Regions from separate parts of the Homo sapiens genome. Here region 1 is linked to region 2. A link is a loop called in an ENCODE intact Hi-C map of the cell type or tissue named here. Cell type or tissue: PC-9. All regions are shown on one strand. Links, peaks and the distances in the headings refer to the core of each region. The heading gives the core; the rest is flanking DNA. Region 1 has its middle 140 kb from the start of TMEM196. Region 2 overlaps TMEM196 (transmembrane protein 196).

Region 1 (5,388 bases), core at 154-5,153, 160 kb before region 2:
ATTGGAATCAAGTCATCAACTAGGAATAATAATATGGACACTGATAACAATAATAATAATAATAACTAATATTACTGACTGCTTTATATATGGTAGGGATTGTTATTTAATTCTCACTACTGTCTCTATGAATTAGGAACTTTTACCATCCAATTTTACAGATAAAGGAACTAAGTGGTTTTGGACTTGTGGGGCTTACATTTTCTATAGGGATCCAAATTGAGTTGCCCGATAGGCATTTGGACATATGAATCAGAACCTCAGGTGGAATATCTGGTCTGGAGTTATAGATCTGGGAGCGAGCTGTTAGACTATAATTGATAATTCAAGTCACAGAAGTACATGAGATAAAGTTTTACGCCACTGGATGGGAAATTACCTTTGGATTTTTGGTCATTAATGATCACAGTAAAAACTAATTTGGGGCAGGGCGTGGTGGCTCATGCCCGTAATCCCAGCACTTTAGGAGGCCAAGGCAGGCAGATCACCTGAGATTGGGAGTTTGAGAACAGCCTGCCCAACATTGTGAAATGCCATCTCTACTAAAAATACAAAAATTAGCCAGGCATGGTGGCACACGCCTGTAATCCCAGCTACTCAGGAGGCTGAGGCAGGAGAATCGCATGAACCCAGGAGGCGAAGGATGCAGTGAGCTGAGATCGTGCCTCTGCACTCCAGCCTGGGTGACAGAGCAAGACTCCTTCTCAAAAAAAAAAAAAAAAAAGACTAATTTGGAACCATGGAAGGGACCAAAGCTATGTGGTGCTGGACTAAAGAATGAAGTGTACTCTTCTAAGATGTTTACCTATTAATAAAAAAGAGAAACAGATTAATCATAGTTTCATTTTAACAAACTATCTGGCCATGGAGAAAGTTGTTAAATAGGCACATTGACTGATAGTATGACTGGAAGTGCCAACATCTCAGCTTTTATCTAACAAATAGGCCTTTGTTACCTTTTGAAAGTAGTAGAAATACAGTATTAAAACTGCAGCTGTTTCTTCCATCTTCTTCAGTCTTGGCTTAGGAAAAGAATACCATGCAGAACCCGTGATGAAATAAATTATTAACAGACCCTACAATCTTTTTACCTAGACCTTAGAAAAATAATTATGAATCCCCCAATTACATGTTAACAATGAGCAATGATTGATATGAATTTGAGGATCTATGTTTATTAGATGAAGATCATCACTAAAAAATCCAATTTATTCATAAATAAATGAATAAATTACCCTTTTATTTATTTGTCTTTGTTGAGACTTACAACAGTCTCATGTTCACTCATTTTAAGATTCAAATAACTAAGCAATATTGCACTTATATTAGAAAACAATCATCCTTCTGGATTTTCTGTCTAATAACAGACAATAAAAATGTGCAAAATAATTAGCAATTTAAAATATAAGTGAGAAATTTTGTACATCTTACAGAATGATTGGATAAATTTAAAATTATATTTTAGTAATCACTGGTAATGTCATTGCAAAGATATGAACTTGCATGAAATTGTTCTGGCCCTTATTCTGTAATGGGCATTGCCATCTGTTCAGCATAATCAGTTCTTTCATACTTCCCTGATAAATGAAAACAATACAAATTTCTATTGAAACAATATATCAGGGAAAGAATATGTTCTACTGAATGAGGAAACTAAAAAAAGAAAGTCATATTCAGCAACCTGGGATGATTTCTTTCAATTTTAAAAGTTCTGAGACCAATAACTTTCCTTAAGAGGAAAGCTTTATAAAATTGGTTGAAAATTCAACAAAAAATAGCTCCTGTTATCAAGTCCATAAGTATCTTATGTCCATTTAAAAACTGAAGGAATAGCTTTTTCCATAATCCTTTGACATTTTTATGCGCACTGCTTCCATGATCAAGCCATTTGGCAGTAATAAAACAGAAAGCTGGCTCAACCATTATCCTCCACATTAAAAAAAAAAACTGTTTTGTTCTTTTCTACTAATGCCAACTCATTTGATGATCTGCACACACATTAATTAGAGCTGTTAGGTATGTGCAGAATGTAATGTGTCAACCAGGTCAAGGCTGATTCTAGATGTGACTCACAGGCCAGAAATGAATGGCAATTTTTACTTTTCCTTAAGTGTGAATCCACACTTTCAATCAGTTTTTATCACCATGCATAATTCCACCTTTCATCTTCATTTTTATTACCAATAAAAATATCAGACCCTAACTTTCTATATGAATTTTTTTTCTGCTGCCTAAAGTCCCCATTTTCCTTCTTAAACTGTCAATGGCATTTAGTTTTTAACTTTTAAAATTACTCTTCAAAGGTTTTTATTGATTTGACACTTCTTCTCAATTTATTGGGCTTCTTCTCAATTCAGAAGTAGACAAAAAAGGAGACAAAAAGCAACTCACTGCTGTAAAGGGTGATAATAAAAGGGAAAGTGCAGAATGCTGCTAAATGATTGATAAGGAAATTCCAAGGTAAGTCTCCTGGGAACAGGAAAGTCCTCCTTGAAAATGCAGGCTTTAGTTAGAATCTTAAAGGAAAGGAGTCAGCTAGGAAGAGTCAGGCAAGGGGATAGAGAGAGTGTTCCAGGTAGAAACAGAATGCACAAAACATGCAAGATGAGCTTTTTTAATTTTTATTTTTTAAAGGCATATATGTCTCTGTTTTCAGCTAAATTGAGATCCCTGTGGACAAGAAGACAAGGCATAGATTTTTTCTTCTGTCTCTCGTATCTTTTAAAACACCTCCACTTAGTAACTTAATACAGGAATATCTCATTTTATACTGTTTAACTTAATTGTGTTTCACAGATACTGCAGTTTTTAACCAATTGAAGGTTTGTGGAAACTCTGTATCAAGCAAGTCTATTGGGGCCATTTTTTTTGTAACAGGATGTGCTCACTTCATGTCTCTGTGTCAGATTTTGATAATTCTCATATTATTTACAATATTTTTATTATTATTATACCTATTATGGTGATCTGTGATCAGTGACCTTTGATGTTACTTTTGTAATTGTTTGAGTGCACCATGACAATGAACTAAATCAATGAATGTGTGTTTTCCGAGTGCTCTACCAAATGGCCACTCCCCCATTTCTCTCCTGCTCCTCAGGCCTTTCTATGTCCTCAGACACAAGAATATTGAAATTAGGCCAATTAATAGCTCTGCCATGGTCCTTAATTGTTCAAGTGAAAGAAATGGTTAGATGTCTCTTACTTTTAATCACAAGCTATAAATGATTAAGCTTAGTGAGGAAAGAACATTGAAAGTTGAGACAGGTCAAAAACTTAGCCTCTTGCACCAGTTAGCCAAGTTGTGAATGCAAAGAAAAAATTATTTAAGAGAATTAGAAGTACTACTCCAGTAAATACATGCAAATAATAAGAAAGCAAAACAAACCTATTGCTGTTATGGAGAAAGTTTTAGTGGTATAGATAGAAGATCAAACCAGCCACAACATTCCCTTAAGCCAAAGTCTAATCCAGAACAAGGCCCTAACTCTTCAATTCTGTGAAGGCTGAGAGAGAAGAGGGAGCTGAGAGGAAAAGATTGATGCTACACAGGTTGATTTATGGGGATTAAAGAAGGAAGCCATCTCTAGAACATAAATGTGGAAGGTGCAGCAAGTGCTGATGGAGAAACTGAAGCAAGTTATCCAAAAGATCTAGCTAAGATAATTGATGAAGGTGGCTACACTAAACAACAGATTTTCAATGTAGATGAAACAGCCTTCTATTGGAAGACGATGCCATCTAGGACTTTCATAGCTAAAGAGAAGTAAATGCCTGGCATTTACTGGATAGGCTGACTCTCTTGTTAAGGGCTAATGCAGCTGGTGAATTTAAGTTGAAACCAATGTTAATTTGCCATTTCAAAAATCCCAGGGCTCTTAAGAATTATGCTAAACCTATTTTGCCTGTAATCTATAAACAAAACTACAAAGTCCTGATGACAGTACATCTGTTTACAGAATGGTTTCCTGAATCTTTTTAAGACCATATTGAGACTTACTGCTTAGAAAAAATATTTCTTTCAAAATATGACTGGTCCCTGGCCAGGCACTGCGGCTCACACCTGTAACCACAGCACTTTAGGAGGCTGTAGTGGGTTGATCACCTGAGGTCAGGAGTTAGAGAAGAGCCTGGCCAACAGGGCATAACCCTGTCTCTACCAAAAATACAAAAATTAGCTGGGCATGGTGGCAGATGCCTGTAATCCCAGCTACTCAGGAGGCTGGGGCAGGAGAATCACTGGAACTGGGGAGGTAGAAGTTGCAGAGAGCCGCGATTGTGCCACTGCACTCCAGCCAGGGTGACAGAGTGAGACTCCATCTCAAAGGAAATAAATAAAATAAAATAAAATATTACTGCTCCTTGACAGTGTACCTGGTCACTCAAGAGCCGTAATAGAGTTATGCAAAAATATTAATGTTGTTTTCATGTGTGCTAACACAACATTCATTCTATGGCCCATGGATCAAGAAATCATTTGACTTCCAAGTCAGATTATTTAAGAAATACATTTTGTAAAGCTATTGCTGCTATAGATAGTAATTCTTCATATGAATCTTTGCAAAGTAAACTGAAAACCTAGAAATGATTCACCATTCTAAACGTCTTTAAGAACATTCATGATTTGTAGAAGAAGGTCAACATGTCAATATTAACAAGAATTTGGAAGAAGTTCATTCCATCCCTCATGGATGACTTTGAGGGGGTCAGGAATTCAATGGAGGAAGTCACCGATTATGGGATAGGAATAGCAAAAGAACTGCTGAAGATATTGTGAACATTGTTGAAATGGCAACAAATGATTTAGAATATTACATAAACTTAGTTGATATAGAAACAGCAGGGTTTAAGAGGACTGACTCCAATTTTGAAAGTTATTCTGTGGATCAAATGCTATAAAACAAGATTTCATGCTCTTTTGTGATAGGAAAAGCCAATCGATATGGCAAACTTCAATGCTGTCTTATTTTAAGAAATTGCCACTGCCACCTTGGCCTTCAGCAACCACAACCATAATCAGTCAGCAGTCATCAACACAGAGGCAAGACACTCAACCAGGAAAAAGATTATGGCTTGTTGAAGGCTGAGATGATTGTTAGCATTTTTAGCAGTAAAGTATTTTTTAATTAAGGTATGCACATTGATTTTTTAAACATAATGCTATTGTACATTTAATATACTATTGTATAGGGTAAACATAACTTTTATATGAACTGAGAAGCTAAAAACTTCAGTGATTTGCTATATTGTGATACTTGCTTTATTGTGGTAATGTGAACTGAGCCCACAACATCTCTGAGTCGTGCCTGTAGTTGATTACTAGTTGATGTAGAATAAAAGTACACAAAATTTCAAATGTGTGACAGTCATAATTTTTTATTTAAAGAA
Region 2 (5,388 bases), core at 86-5,085:
TCTCAAAAAAAAAAAAAAAAGTATCTACTGCAATATAAGATGCAAGTTTTGGGGATATTACACTATAGGTTATCAGAAAACTTATGCAGGTAAAAAGCAAACTGCCTTTAGAGCTAATTTAGGAAAACATTGTATTTTCTGAGTGATAAGATATTTGGGAAGAAACTTGTCTTTTCTTGACTTGTAGCCATTACTGGAACTGTGCCTCATCTAGACTTGCATGGTAAAATGTAGTAGCCAATAGCCACATGTGGCTATTGAGCACTTGAGATGTGGCTAGTGTGAATTAAGATGTGCTTTACACTATTCACCATAACAAAGACATGGAATTAACCTAATTGCCCATCAGTGATAGACTGGATAAAGAAAATGCGGTTCATATATACCTGGGATACTATGCAGACATAAAAAGGAATAAGATCAGGTCTTTTGCAGGACATGGATGGAGCTAGAGGCCATTATCCTCAGCAAACTAACACAGGAACAGAAAACCAAATACCACATGTTCTCACTTATAAGTGAGCTAATGTCTTTCAATAAGAACTTTTAATAAGAGCTCACTTTTAAAGTGAGCTAATAAGACATTAGCTCACTTATAAGAGAGCTAAATGATAAGAACATATGGACTCATAGACGGGAACAACACACACTGGGGCCTTTCAGAGGGTGGACGATGGGAGGAGGGAGAGGATCAGGAAAAATAACTAATGAATCTAGGCTTAATACTTGGTTGAGGAAATAATTTATACCACAAACCACCATGACACAAGTTTACCCATATAACAAACCTGCAGATGTACTCCTACACACGTAACTTTTAAAATAAAAGTTTAAAAAACAAAGATGTGCTACAGGTAAAAAATACATACTAGATTTCAAAGACTGAGTATGGAAAAAAGAATGTAAAATGTCTCAAGTCGTTTTATGTTGATTACATGGAAAAATGACAATACTTTTTATATATTAGATTAAATAAACTACATTGCTGAAATCCCCCTTTTGATCTTTTAATGTACTACTAAAAAGAATAGTGATATATGTGGTTTGCATTTGTGGCTTACATTAGATTTCTATTGCATAGCTTTTGTCTGAATACATTTTTTTTTTTGATCAAAAGAAATGAGTAGCTGGTCAGGAAACTTCATGCTTTTTTTTTTTTTTAAATAGAGTCTCACTCTGCTGTCCAGGCTGGAGGCTGGAGTACAGTGGCACAATCTTGACTCACTGTAACCTCTGCCCACCAGGTTCAAGCGATTCTTGTGCCTCAGCCTCCTGAGTAGCTGGGATTACAGGCATATGCCAGCATGCCTGGTTAATTTTTATATTTTTAGTGGAGACAGGGTTTTGCCATGTGGGCCAGGCTGGTCTCAAACTACTGGCTGCAAGTGATCTGCCTGCCTCAGCCTCCCAAAGTGCTGGAATATAGGCATAAGCCACCACGCCTGGCCTCACATTTTGTTTTGCTAAGACATTAACAATAGATGAGGAAAGTCTTTAAGACAATTTGTGTTATTTTTTGGCATATTCATAAACTGGAAAGGCAGAATTGGCTTATTTGCCTTGTAGTGACACCAGAAACAGGTGTTACAGTACAGCATTTCTCAAAATGAACCCTTAAATTATTTGTACCCATGACACAATACTTTCAATCTTATTTTTTTACTAGTAAAATCAAAGTCTCTCTGTTACTTTTTATTAGTGGGATTTCAAGTATAGTATAATCTGGCAAGTACCAAAAGTGTTCCAGGCAAGGGAAGACTATTTCCCACTTCTCCCACTGAACTGAAATTCATTCACTCATCGATCTATTCATCACCAAACATTCACTGAAATTTTTGTATGTGCACGTCTCATGTTAGTGATAAAGGTTTAATATATATTTTAATAGCAGTCGACCAGGAGGAGTTTAAAACCTTTTGCAATGACAGATATATAATTAATAATTACCAAAAAGTATGATCAGGGCATCAGTGTTAAAATATGCATTAAAACAATATTTTGTTAGATTTTGCCTAAGTAGAAAGGTTAAAGAAAGCATCACAAATAAAGTTAATAATTGCACTGAATCCTGATGTTCAAAAAGAAATTTTTCACATGGAAGGAGGAAGATAAACATTTATTAACACCTGCCATGTACCATAACCCAAGATTGAGCACTTTCACATGAATTGTCCCTTTAAGACCATAGTTACGTGATATTACCATTAGTCTCCTTATTCTTATAAAAAGAATGGAGAGAATCATTTCATTATAAATAATAAGTGCTGTATCAGCTGTGATTTTCATCATGGTAGACACCGAAGAAATGCCTGCTAAAAATGAGTGGGAAAAAATAGGGTTATATAGATTCGTGATCAGAAAATGTCAGAGCTGGGAGAGATTCACAATTTCATGTGATCCAACTGTCTCTTTTTGAAGATGAAGCCCAGAGAATTAATTGACTTGCTTAAGGTAAATAAATAACAAAGGAAGATAGAGTCGCCACCTAGAGGTTCTGTTCTGAATTGCAGAACTTTTTTTTTTCTTTTTCCTTTTTCTTATAGTTCATGGCCACGAGTAGTTAGTTGACAAGCTTTTAGCCCATGACTACAGAAAAGAATTTCATCAAAACCTGCACTCTGGCAACAACACACTTCAAACAATGCTCACGATGTATTGCAAGCTTTCAGATTACTTGTAAAAGATTCCCATCTGTATTCTACTGATTAGAGTTGTAATTATAATATTAACATTTAATCATATTCTCTTTTTGGAAATTCTGATGATTTTTTTCATCTGCTTCCAGTGAATCAATTTGACAAATAATTATTGGGCTAACTTTGAATGAAGCACTTGGCTGAGAATTTGAATATAAATAATAGACTGGACTCTGGATCCAAGGGCTTTAGAGTTGTTAGAAGAAACATACCTGCAAACAATAATAGATAGCGAGCACTTGAATTCTTCCAAGTGACTTATACCTACAATTTTATTTAACATTTACAGCTATTCTATGAAGTGTACACTGTTATGCATCTCAGTAAAGAGGAAACTGTGGAAAAATAAGTAACTTTCTCAAAGCCACACAGCCAGAAAATGGGAGAGCCATGATGCAAACCCAGTCAGTATGACTCCAGAGTAGTCATTCCTTATCACTAAGCTACACTACCTCCTACTCAATCCACATAAATATAGTTCAATACACAATAAAGTGTATGCAAATCCTGTGGATGCACAAGGAAGGTGAAGAGGGTCATAGATGACTTCATGAAAGATGTGCCTTCGGTGGCAAACCTGGAAAAACAAAGTAGAGAGAGCTTGAAAAGAGAGGAGGAGAGATATTCCAAACTCGTGGAGGCAAGGCCTATGAGAGCTTGAGAATGGCCAAGAGAATGTTGGTTTCTAAGCACAGAATGAACAGAAAGAAGGGAGCTTGAAGAGGTAGGCTTGGTCCAACTATGAGGAACCTGAGTATTAGACTATAGGATTTGAAGCCTTCTTCTTTAGAAATGAACAGGTACAAAAAATGTTTGAGGATAAGGGAGACTAGAATCAATTTATTTTAAGAATAATCACCTAGGGAATAGTGTGAAGAATTAGAGGCAGGGGGATTGTGTATGCCTTTAATATTAAAATTAAGAGTCAGAATGAAGGGAACACCAAGAGCAATGGAATTACGTGAAAAATTATAGATGCAGATTCGACAAGACTTCATGGGAGTCACGCTTTTAAAAACATGGGTTGAAAAGATTGGCAATTAAGTCGGACTTTCTGCCTGGGTTAAAGAGAATGAACATGTGCTGAGATCAGAAAAACAAAAATGAAGGCAGGTTTGGGAAGGGGTAAGAAAATGAGTTTAGATAAATTGTACCTCTTTGATTTATTCTGAGTGGGAGTAGGGTGCTGGTGGTGGTTATAACATAGAATAAAAAATAGACTTCTCTTTAAAGTGCTTAAGGGGTAGTAACAGAGATAATAAGCATATAAATATTTATGAGTCAAAACGTAATAAGCCACATAAAAAAGGTACTCTGAGAATTAGGAGAAAAAGATGGGATTTTATCTGAGCAGAGAATTTCAGATGGACCCTGGAGAATAGTAAGAATAAGAATAAAACTGTCCAAGAAGAGAAGTAGAATATGCAAAAAGGGATAAACTGAGAGTGTACAGAATAATTTAAGTGCACTTTGGCTGTAGAAGATCCACAGTAGACCAGTTGTCAAATTGGCTTGGAACCATCCATTTGGGCCCTGATGCCAGGCCAAGAAATTTGGAGAGACATTGATTTTAAAAATTGAACAAAAAGGCCGGGCGGGTGGCTCATGCTTGTAATCCCAGCACTTTGGGAGGCTGAGGCAGGTGGATCACGAGGTCAGGAGTTCGAGACCAGCCTGACCAACATGGTGAAACCCTGTCTCTACTAAAAATACAAAAATTAGCCAGGCGTAGTTGTGCGCACCTGTAGTCCCAGCTACTCGGGAGGCTGAGGCAGGAGAATCGCTTGAATCTGGGAGGCGGAGGTTGCACTAAGCCAAGATCGGGCCACTGCACTCCAGCCTGGGTGACAGAGCGAGATTCCATCTCAAAAAAAGAAAGAAAGAAAGAAAGAAATACATAAAATTAAATTAAAAAAATTGAACGAGAAAATAAGGCACTAATAAGGTGCTAAAAATCATACTAGGAATGAACTTAGAGTGAGTGATATTAGAGAAACTAAAGGCAGAGGGACTCGCTCAAAAGCCCTTAAATAATCCTGTTAAGGGCTGGTGAGGCCTTGAATAAAAGCTAAATTTCACTGTGGATATAAAAGTAATGGCACACTGTAATTAATGTGATGAAAATGACGTAGGAGGAGAGGGGAATCAATAGTGTCTTTGAGTTTTGAGAGAACAGTAATAAGAGTAATAGACACAGGAAAAGTGGTGAGTGGAAACAGGATTGAGATTCATGTTTTGAGTCTGAAGCTGACAATGTAAGTCTAGATCTCTTTCATTAACTGCTGTGCATCTGGCTACATGCACACTGAATTGCAAAATGATTGTAGGCTGAGCCAAAACTAGACATAAGCTTTTATGATGACCAACATCTTATGTTATTCTTTAGTTTCTTGGAGCATCGACACAATCTGAATATAACATTATGCTTTAAAACATGACATTCAGAAACAAGTATGATTGGTAGCATTTCGAAGACTTCCTTTGGAGTAAATAGAAATTAATACACAATTATTTTCCAGAAGACAGTCCACTTACAATCCTTGAAATCTTGTTAATTGTAGCTTAGTGTATTAGGGCCAGAGGTTGCAGAGAACAATGGTACTCAAATCCCTGAGTATATATATTGGTGTGATGTAGGAAAATCTGCCTCCATGGATGAGGAAACATGAGTATTCTGAAGCAAACATACACA

Evidence for each region. Peaks named below come from ENCODE experiments on the same cell type or tissue, not always from the same donor. Only the 100,000 strongest peaks of a DNase experiment are listed, where the experiment ranks them.
Region 1: it touches region 2 in a loop (2.6-fold over the local background); 1 of 110 quality-filtered maps calls a loop at or near these places.

What each region holds. Positions count from the first base shown.
Region 1 is chr7:19,912,855-19,918,242 of GRCh38, reverse strand. No RefSeq gene overlaps it. Among named protein-coding and RNA genes, the nearest start is that of TMEM196, 140 kb to the right of the region's middle. In PC-9, for the core only: no CTCF peak of the experiment used is centred there; a DNase peak (open chromatin) is centred at 2,082; H3K27ac peaks cover 1,198 bases.
Region 2 is chr7:19,751,808-19,757,195 of GRCh38, reverse strand. All of the region lies in intron 1 of TMEM196 (transmembrane protein 196), which reads left to right. All of the region lies in intron 1 of LOC107986774 (a long non-coding RNA gene), which reads right to left. Among named protein-coding and RNA genes, the nearest start is that of TMEM196, 19 kb to the left of the region's middle. In PC-9, for the core only: CTCF peaks have their summits at 2,258, 2,468 (motif pointing left) and 4,053; a DNase peak (open chromatin) is centred at 2,515.